Regions from separate parts of the Homo sapiens genome. Here region 2 is linked to region 1. A link is an interaction called in ENCODE POLR2A ChIA-PET data of the cell type or tissue named here. Cell type or tissue: B cell. All regions are shown on one strand. Links, peaks and the distances in the headings refer to the core of each region. The heading gives the core; the rest is flanking DNA. Region 1 overlaps PPP1R2 (protein phosphatase 1 regulatory inhibitor subunit 2). Region 2 overlaps OPA1 (OPA1 mitochondrial dynamin like GTPase).

What was found. ChIA-PET counts read pairs that join two places held together with the same protein. Peaks named below come from ENCODE experiments on the same cell type or tissue, not always from the same donor. Only the 100,000 strongest peaks of a DNase experiment are listed, where the experiment ranks them.
Region 2: POLR2A ChIA-PET joins it to region 1 with 5 read pairs; 1 of 35 experiments calls an interaction of 5 or more read pairs at or near these places.

The regions. Positions count from the first base shown.
Region 1 is chr3:195,524,518-195,529,904 of GRCh38, forward strand. It overlaps PPP1R2 (protein phosphatase 1 regulatory inhibitor subunit 2), which reads right to left. Exons shown (of 6, transcript NM_006241.8): 2 at 5,277-5,384; 3 at 302-379. Among named protein-coding and RNA genes, the nearest start is that of PPP1R2, 16 kb to the right of the region's middle. In B cell, for the core only: no CTCF peak of the experiment used is centred there; no DNase peak of the experiment used is centred there; H3K27ac peaks cover 909 bases.
Region 2 is chr3:193,690,851-193,696,237 of GRCh38, forward strand. OPA1 (OPA1 mitochondrial dynamin like GTPase) reads left to right here. Exons shown (of 31, transcript NM_130837.3): 30 at 1,213-1,282; 31 at 3,756-5,387. The coding sequence ends at 1,277. Among named protein-coding and RNA genes, the nearest start is that of OPA1-AS1, 66 kb to the left of the region's middle. In B cell, for the core only: no CTCF peak of the experiment used is centred there; a DNase peak (open chromatin) is centred at 3,151; H3K27ac peaks cover 2,314 bases.

The DNA.
Region 1 (5,387 bases), core at 80-5,079:
CTGTCTCAGAAAACAAATAAAACCCCCCACAGGGAAGTGACACATTTCAGTATCCCAAGTGCAGGTACGCTGGTCTTCCTGCCACCTACATACCTTGATTTTAATCAAGAGACAAGACTATAAAAGTTGGTGACTCAGAAGGTGAAAAAAGGGGGAAAAAAGGAAAAAAAAGTCGGCATAAAACATGTTGATCAACAGCCTTTTCTTCCCGCTCATACAGGGACAGCCACGCAGGCTGCTTTCAACTCTGCACGATTATAAACAGCCTAAGTGAAAATGTGCTCCGGTCATTAGTACTTACTTCCTGGCTAAGATGTCTGGCGCCATGGCTTCAGTGGCCTCGGTGTCACTACAGGCATCTTCATCATCCCCCATCATACTAGTATGACAAGCACATTGTAATTAATACCTGAAACATACATTTTCAGCCACAAAAACAAGGGAGAAAAACAATTCCATCAACCTACTTAACATATCAATATATTTATAGCTCTGTTGATATCTTTGAGGTTTAACTTTATATAGTTCCTATTCAATACAAATACTTAAAAGTACAGCACCCAATCAAGAAAAGACTCCAAATGATTAAAAAAAACACATAAATACAGTCTGCCTGCCATATCCACAGGATCCACATCCATGAATTCAACCGTGGATTGAAAATAGCCAGAGAAAAGTAAAATTTCCTCTGTACTAAACATGTAGACTTTTTTCTTATCATTATTCCCTAAATGATACAGTGTGTAACAACTATTTGCACAGTATTTACATTTTATTAGGTAATATAACTAACACAGAGATGATTTAACACATACAGGAGGATGTGCATAATTATATACATCTACAATGCCATTTTATATCAGAGACTTGAGTGTCTGAGGATTTCGGTATCTGAGGGAGGTCCTGAAACCTCCATGGATAATGAGGAATAACTGTACTGAAAACGTAAATGATCTGGAAAAAAAAATACTACAAAGTTCCAATTATTCCATCCAGTGGGAAGGAACAAGTAATGCAAAGTAAATCACTGTCTGGTTTTAGAACATGTATTTCTACATCAATCTTAAGATAGAGACAAAAGATCTACGCAGACACAAGACTGAGTAAAGTAACAAAATTCGATCCCAAAGATCTAATTTCGGAAGTTTACAAGTGATTTAGCTTTCTCACTCTACCCTCTAATGAAAAATTTGCTCCCCACTTCAATGCAAAAATGGGCAACCTTAATTCTTAAGCCACTGCAAAGTATATAAAGCAGAACTCAGCTATTTATAAAATACTGCCAGTTTATACATTTCCTGGTTAATTAAGGTGACAAGTAAGTCTATAGTTTAGATGACGTTCTTTTTTCTAAGGGAAGTTGAAATTGATCTATGTTATTGAGTTTAATCAAGCAAAGTAAGGTAAAATAAACATTTTGTTAATTTATAGAATCGTTCTATAGAAAATTCTAGTTGTAAAATTTACTGAATTATGTTTATATATGTACATGTATACAGAAGCAATAACTTCTTGTATACTAACTGTGAGATTCTTAGATAATAAGACATGATGTTTCTATAAAAAGCATCTTCACTTAAATAAAATTTTTTTTTTTTTTGAGACAGGGTCTCATTCTGTCACCCAGGAGTACAGTGGCACCATCACGGCTCACTACAGCCTCAATTTCCCGGGCTCAAGTGATACTCCCACCTAAGCCTCTTGTGTAGCTGGGACTACAGGCATGTGCTACCATTCCTGGCTTAATTCTTTTTATTTTTTGTAGAGACGGGGTCTCTCTATGTTGCCCAGGCTCATCTCCAATTCCTGAGCTCAAGCAATCCTCCCACCTCAGCCTCCTAAAGTGCTGGGATTACAAGGATGAGCTACCATGGCTGGCCAAATGAAACTCTCAAAAAGAAAAAAGAAAGTCATGGAAAGAAATGATAAAACTGAGCAGTGAACTGATAAAAGCAGGACACAGGTTATCTCTGCATGCACATAGCCTCAATTACTTAGGGACCAAATAACTTTTCTGGTTATTTGAATGGCAAATATCTACCATTCAAATTATATTTATAAACAGTCAAAAAATAATGGCCATAGCTATTCTGAAATTTTTTTTCTTTTTCTTTAGAGATAAGGTCTCCCTCTGTCATCCAGGCTGGAGTGCAATGACGTGATCATGGCTAATTGCAGCTACAACCTCCAGGGCTCAGACAGTCCTCCTGCCTCAGCCTCCTAGCTAGCTGGGACTACAAGTACACACCACCACCTCTGGATAATTTTACTTTTTTTATTTGAGACAGAGTTTCGCTCTGGTTGCCCAGGCTGGAGTGCAATGGCGCGATCTCAGCTCACTGCAACCTCTGCCTCCCAGGTTCAAGTGATTCTCCTGCCTCAGCCTCCCGAGTAGCTGGGGTTATAGGCGCCCACCACCACATCTGGGAATTTTTATGTATTTTCAGTAGAGACGGGGTTTCACCATGTTGGCTAGGCTGGTCTTGAACTCCTGACCTTAGGTGATCCACCCGCCTCAGGCTCCCAAAGTGCTGGGATTACAGGCGTGAGCTGCTGTGCTTAGTCTAATTTGTTTTAATTTTTTTTGTGGAGATAAGAGTCTCACTCTGTTGCCCAGGTTGGTCTTGAACTCCTGGGCAAGAGTTCTTTGGGGAAGGGCGTGGTGGCTCATGCCTGTAATCCCACACTTTGGGAGGCTGAGGTGGGTGGATCACTTGAGGTCAGGAGTTTGAGATCAGCTTGGCCAACACGGTGAAACCCTGTCAATACTAAAAATACAAAAACTAGCCAGGCGTGGTAGTGGGTGCCTGTAATCCCAGCTACTTGGGAGGCTGAGGCACGAGAATCTCTTGAACCTGAGACATGGAGCTTGCAGTGAGCTGAGATCGTGCCACTGCTCTCCAGCCCGGGTGACAGAGTGAGACTCTGTCTCAAAAAAATAAAAAATAAAAAATAAAAAACAGCATTCTTTGGGAGGCTAAGCGATCCTCCTGCTTCAGGCTCCCAAAGTGCTGAGATTACAGGCGTTGAGCCACTGCACCTGGCCTCAACTATTTTTTTAAATCATGTCTGATCTTAATTCTCCTAGGATACTTATCCCCAACTAACACAAGTGAGTGACGGATGGCCACTACATTTAGTAAAAAGAAAGTACACTCTGATTTTGGATTCTGGTACAATAAAGGTTTTAATATACATTTTAGAAGTTGGGCACGGTGATGTGTGCCCATAGTCAGCTACCTGGGAGGCGGAGGAGGGAGGATCACTTGAGTCGGGAGTTCCAGGCTGTAGTGTGCTATAACTGTGCCTGTTAATAGCCACTGCACTGGGCAACATAGCCAGATCTTGTATCTTTTTTTTTTTTTAAGATTTTTAAAGTATATACCTGCAATTTAGGAGAAAAATAAGAATATAAACCTCTTTTTAGCATGCGTATTTTTTTTTAACTAATTGTAATTTTATTGTTTTTCTTCCCCTCAATTTATTTTTACTTCAATAGGTTTTTGGGAAACAAGTGGTGTTTGGTTACACAGGTAAGTTCTTCAGTGGTAATTGCTGAGATTTTGGTGCACCCATCACCCGAGCAGTGTACACGGCACCCAATGTGTAGTCTTTTATCCCTCAACCCCCTCTCACCCCTCCCATCCCCAAAGTCCACTGTATCATTCTTATGCCTTTGCTTAGCTCCCGCTTATAAGTGAGAACATACAAGGTCTGGTTTTCCATTCCTGGGTTACTTCACTTAGAGTAATGGTCTCCAACTCCATCCAGGTTGCTGTGAATGCCATTATTTTGTTCCTTTTTATATATATTCCATGGTACATACATATATACCACAAAAAACTGTGTATTTCTTCACTCAAATTTCATCAGTATTGAGTTTCAGCATCTGTACCTATTTCATTATTTCTTTTTATGCTCATCAGTCTTTAATATCTTCAAGTTTTTTATTTTTACTGTTTTTGTTAGTAACAGGTTATTTCAAATTATCTTCCAAAGTTTTCACCCACTGACTTAAAATACAGTAGTTCTTAACTCTTCTTTCACTACAGAACAAATGGAAACAGCAGTTACCTCTATTTTAATGGTAACTTTTGGATTTATGCTGTCTTAATTCAATGACAAAATATTTTAATCTTGGAAATCTTTTATTTTTTTCAATACAAGGTAGGTAGGGCATAACTATTTTTTTTTTTTTTTTTTTTTTTTTTTTTTGTAGAAAGAGTCTTACTATGTTGCTTAGGCTGGTTTTGATCTCCTGGCCTGAAGCAATACTCCCACCTCTGCCTCTGTAATCTCAAAGTGCTGGGAGTACAGGCAAGAGTCACCATGCCCAGCCAAGGTATTATCTTTTTTTTTTTTTTTTGAGACAGAGTTTTGCTCTTGTCGCCCAGGCTGGAGTGCAATGGTGTGATCTTGGCTTACAGCAACCTCCGTCTCCCGGGTTCAAGCAATTCTCCTGCCTCAGCCTCCCGAGTAGCTGGGATTACAGGTGCCCGCCACCATGCCTGGCTAATTTTTGTATTTTTTTTTTTTTTTAGTAGAGATGGGGTTTCACCACGTTGGCCGGGCTGGTCTTTCACCTCAGGTGATCCGCCCACTTTGGCCTCCCAAGGTGCTGGGATTACAGGCGTGAGCCACAGTGCTCGGCCCAAGGTATTATCTTAATTAGGTATCTATACCTATTTAGAATCCTCATCTTCTCATAATGCTTCTTGCATTATTTTTGTCTTCATACTGGTTACTGCTGCGTAATGTAATTTCACAATTCATTTAGGAAATTCTGAGACTTGAAATTGTCAAAAATTACATGTAATGATCTGAACAACAATATTACATTAAGTTAAAAAATGAAGACATAAACAGTAATAATGACACCTATCTTTCAGTGGGTTACCATCCATGCAGTTATGCTTCTCTGCAAAGAGACTGAGTAAACCCCAGATTTCTACTTGGGAAGCAAACAAGCCCATATCTCATCTTCCTTTCATGGAAGTTAAAACTAATATATGCACCATTAGTAGCTAGCAACCACTGAGGTGCAACAAATAAACATTTACTACTACCATTATAATGTACAAAATGGCTTTCTTAATTTTAAACTTACACATCACTTAAACCATTACTAAACAAATTGCAGTTAGGTTACTGACTTCACTAGTGCTCCAGTAACAAATCTACAATAAAACAAATTCAAATAGGCTGTTATCCAGACGTTCATATGAAATGCAAAATGGAAGTAAGTCACAAGAGGAATGACGTCTACGTAACATTACCTATGGTAAGGAGTGCTTGGTTCATCTATTTTCATTAAACCATAGTCTTTGTCTGCTGGATGATACGTCGCCAAGATGTTCATTTCATCCCACTTCTGGGATTTTTTGCTA
Region 2 (5,387 bases), core at 74-5,073, 1.8 Mb before region 1:
CATTTCCACTAATATGTTAAATTACCTTAAAAGAACAAAAATATTTATCATGCTTACTATAACCTGTGTTTTAAAATAGGAGGCCAGGCACAGTGGCTCACACCTGTAATCCCAGGACTTTGGGAGGCCAAGGCAGGAGGATCACTTGAGCCCAGGTGTTCAGGACCAGCCTGGGCAACAAAGTGAGATCCTATCTCCACAAAAAAATTAAAAATAAAAACTTAGCCAGGCGTGGTGGCACGTGCCTGTGGTCTTAGCTACGTGGGAGGCCAAGGCGGGAGGATCACCTGAGCTCAGGAGGTTGAGGCTGCAGTAAGCCCTGCCAACACCACTGCACGCCAACCTGGGCGACAGAGTAGGACCCCCATCTCAGAATATAAAATAAAGTAGGAGGTGCATGTGAAGTAGTATAGATCATGACTTTTCCAATTTTAAGAGGGGATTGGCATGTACTATGAGCAGTTCACATTTGTGGAGGAAATCTACATTTCAGAGAGTATATATTTCATTTGGAAGTCTATAAACATGAAAACCTAAAATAAATAATGTAAATCTACCTCTAGTGGCTCTGGTATTTTTAAACTTATTTATAGCTGGCAAAGTACTTTTTTGTATGTATTTTTATAGCACCATTGCACTTCTCATGTTTGTTGCAAGCATCTCCCACAGCTTCCTTTGTCTTTTAATTTTATGACATATAAATAAAAGTATACATTTCAATATGGCCATATTGATTGATCTTTTCCTTTGTAACTCTTACTACTTTATATTTAAAAAGTCATTTCCCAGTCTAAGGCCACCTCTATTTTCTTTTAGTTTTTTAAAATGGTTTCATTGTTTTATATTTGCCTATGATCCAGACATTAGTAACTGTGGGTTCTTAATTGGGCTTCAGAGAATCTGAGAATTCCTTAAAATTCTCTACATAATTGTACATGTACTTAATACATGCTTTTTTCCATGTTAAGAGTCCAGAGTTTTTGTTAGATCCTCAAAGGGGTCAGTCAGTCTCTCCTCCCACTTCCAAAAAATGTCTGAGACCTACTACTATAATCCATCTGGACTTTATTTGGGTAAAAGGTGGTATGGTGAGACTCATATTTTTCTTTTTCCCGCAAATAGTTAAGTATACCAACCATTTAGTAAATAATTACCTCCTGATTTGTGATACCTTTGAAAAATAAATGTTTTTCTTTATTTTTATCTCCACAGAGAAAGTTAGAGAAATTCAAGAAAAACTTGATGCTTTCATTGAAGCTCTTCATCAGGAGAAATAAATTAAGTGAGTAAAAATTCTCTAACTGTATTGGTGCTGACTAAATACAAAATTACACTTTTCTTAATAGTTTATCATTCTGCTTCATTTACATCCTGCTTGTCACTTATGCTGTAATTTCAATGGCATGAATCTCTGAAACTAGCTTCCGAATTTCATTTGTATAACGTTGCTTTGAATAACTTGATTGCCTTCTGGCTGAATTAAGAATATCCTCTAGAACTCATTTTGAATAGAACAAAGGTGAACACAGAGCTAAGATATTGTATAATATGCAGGTGACTCATTTTCTAGGTGTAAAGAATTGAGCTGTAGTTGACATTACTTTATTCTTCTTGCCTATAGTCTATCAATAATGATGTGTATGTTAAATATTTAACTTAGAAAGTTTTCTGTTTGACTTAATTAAAATTTTAATAATTGTTCTTAATCCTTATCTCTTTTGTTTAAAAACATTTAGATAAGTGTTTTTCCTACTTAATTTATATAGCCTTAGAATTTAGTACTCCTTGAATTTACTTTCTTGTCTGATTCTGCTTTCTGGCATTAGAGGCATGTTCCTAATAAAATACATATTTAAGGACTTTTCCTTAGTAGCATAATCAATTAATTGTTGCTGAAGAATTTTAATCAGTAAGTCACTTGCTTGAGAGGAGACCTCGCTCTGCCACCCAGGCTGGAGTGCAGTAGTGCAATCACTGTTCACTGCAGCCTCAACCTCCTGGGCTCAAGCAGTCCTCCCACATCAGCCTCTCAAGGAACTGGGGCCACAGGCTCATGCCACCATGCCCAGCTAATTTCTTTAATTTTTTGTAGAGATGGGGTTTCACCCCGTTGTCCAGGCTGGCATTTGCTTTTATAAAAGAAGTTGAGGAAAGAAAAATACTGTAGTTAAGTCATTATCACTTCAAATATTTTGTCACTTTTGTCTGTGACCCTTACCCTACAGACAGCCTGCAGCAGGCTCAGAACTAGAAGGAGTAGAAATGTAAAAGGTTCCCTCCCTGGCTACGCTCGGTTCAGGTCAGTTCAGAAAAGGCTCTTAAACCAAACTACCTACTTTCCTGTCAGGAAAATGTATTTGAGAAAGCAGGGTGGAAAGGGAAGTACAACTTCCATGGTACATCATTCGGAACAGTGTGCCAGCAAAGGAGGAGAGAAACAAGACCTAGAAAACTTGAAAATAAAGCTTTGTAACTTTATTTCATTTGTTTCTTTAGTAAGTTAAGACAGGCCAGTGCGGTGGCTCACTCCTGTAATCCCAGCACTTAGGGAGACCAAGGCGGGCGGATCACTTGAGGTCAGGAGTTGGAGACCAGCCTGACCAACATGGTGAAACCCCGTCTCTAATAAAAATACAAAAATTGCCCAGGTGTGCTGGCACATGCCTGTAATCCCAGCTACTCGGGAGCCTGAGTCAGGAGAATCACTTGAACCTGGAAGGTAGTGGTTGCAGTAAGCAGAAATCGTGCCACTGCACTCCAGCCTGGGCGACAGAGCGAGACTCTTGTCTCAAAAAAAAAGTGAAGACAGATATATGGAAATATACAAAAATACATAATCATCTTTAACACAAGCTAAACATAATTTTTGTGTTTTATAAGTGTCCGTGTTCATAAATGTTTTCTATGTCTTTTGTGTATGAATATTTTATTTTAAAACCATTAAGTGTTACAATATCACCCTAATCATGGTGGTTACCGTGAATACTTACTATTAGAAATAAACATCTGTAGCGCCTCCTTGATCTCCCCTTTAGCACCAGAGCTTACATCATAGTTCTATTTACTGACCTGTGTGTGCTTTGCGGGGAAAAATTGATGAAAGCCCCGGAAGCCCCGTTAAAAAGACAAGCTGTATTTCTGTTTTTTTAACAAAATGAGGAAGCTGAAAGCCAGCCAGTGTTTTACATAATGGTGTCTCTCCCCTCAGCTGATCAGTGTGACATCCAGAGTTGCTGTTGCTGCTACCTGTCTAGTCTCTAAGACCCTTTTCAACCCTTGTGACTTAAGACTCTGTGAACTTTTACAAAGTATCTTGTGATCTGGACAGATGATCTGTTTTGTACCCTGCAGATGCATTTAAAAGAATAAATCTGGCAGAATGGTAACCTTGCTTCATTCTGACCATTTTATCAAAGTTACCAAGGACCCTAAGGAATACTTTCTCAAGTATAGTTTTAACACATAGGATTCCTAATTAATTGTTATTCTAATATTTGCTGAAGGTGTTTATATGCTATACAGTCATACACAGATTCTTCTTCAATTAATTTTAGTATATGCTTTTAACTTATGTTTGATAAAAAAATTATGCCAATATTGTTAGGTCGGTGATAGACTATATAAGTTTAGTAAAACTAGCAAAGGTAAGCGGTTAGGCTTCAACATTGTTGTGATCATGCAGTCATCAACTTTGTTTAGAAATTTTGCATTTATCTCCCCTGACCTCAGTTTGTTAAATGGGTTTATTTTTACAGAATCGTACTCATAATCAGCTCTGCATACATCTGAAGAACAAAAACATCAACGTCTTTTGTCCAGCCTCTTTTTCTTCTGCTGTTCCACCTTTCTAAACATACAATAAAGTCATGGGATAAAAATAATCGATGTATGTTACGGGCGCTTTAACCATCAGCTGCCTCTCGAATGGAAGAACAGTGGTAATGGATTAACATCCTATTTTGTTGTACTAAAGTGACAAATCGGAATAATATAATTGGTATGGCCATTAGGTTCAGTCCTTGAAGATAAGAAACTTGTTCTCTGTTTGTTGTCTTATTTGTGGTGGCACTCGTTTAATGGATTAACTGAGGTTGCTCAATGTTCAGTTTCTTTTCCAGAAATACAATGCTAGGTGTTTTGAAATAAAACTTATATAGCAATTGTTTAAAGTTATCAATTGTATATAAAATCACAGTAGCCTGCTAAATCATTGTATGTGTCTGTAGTATTCTATTCCCAGAAACTATTTGACCATGATAATTCAGTTTATATTCACCACATGAAAGAAAAATGGGTAACAGAAGAACCCTTAAAACAGGTTAATTTGGATTGTAACGTTCAGTGAAAGAAATTTCAACCCTTCATAGCCAGCGAAGAAATTTGCCTTGGAAGCCAAGTCAGTACCAGCTTACCTATTTGATTCAGTTGCTGTTTTCTCACTCTCTATATCCATTTGAAATTGATTTATTTTAGATGTTGTATACTTACGTTAGGCTTTCTGTTAATAGTGGTTTTTCTCCTGTTGACAGAGCCACCGGATTATGACACAGGATGAGGAAGATTAAGGATAATCAATTGACTAATTTCATTTAGAATATTATCAAACATTTCAACTAGGTATCAGAAAAAGGCTTTCTTTCATAAGACTATTTTAAATAGAAATTATTTCAACAATTAAAGTAATGTTGACCATCCCCCTCTCAGCTGAATAAAGAAAAATTTAGTTCAATTTATTGCAATTTAATTACAATACTACCTTCACAACATTTTCATGTGTTTTAAATAAATATTTTTTAATTGGCTAAAGGACATTCAAGCAAAGAAATGCTTTCTTTACTTAAAATGTCTATCTCATTTGCTGCCTTTTCACTAAGCCTTTACTTTGTTAATAAAAGTGTCCATTGTGTGATGTTTTTGATTTTACAGTTTGCTAAATCTTATTTTCTTGGAGTTGCTTTTTGGTAACAGCCCCATTGCTACTCCCCATTTTATTGTTTTACATCAATGCATGCTTCGTTGTGATCCCTCAAGATGTAACACTTGGTATGCTCGGTTGAGGATATGAAAAAATACTTCCGAAACCAGGAATTCAATGTATGTTTGTTTTATACTGTTTGATAAGAAAAGTAGGTCCAGCCTTAAGCAGCACAGATGCGCTGGTAGATGCATAGTCAGGAACTTTTTTTATTTCTTTTAGGTCTAGGGACAGGAGTGAATAGAAAGGGAGGAGAGCTCTATTATGTTCTATACACAGATTAGGAGATGACCTTACTGGGTACACCCCTCTAACCAGTGCTTACAGGTTAATGCATGTTAATGAATATTTTTGCAGTTGTAAAGCATAACAATTACAACTACACATCTATTTCTAAAGAATAAAACAGGAC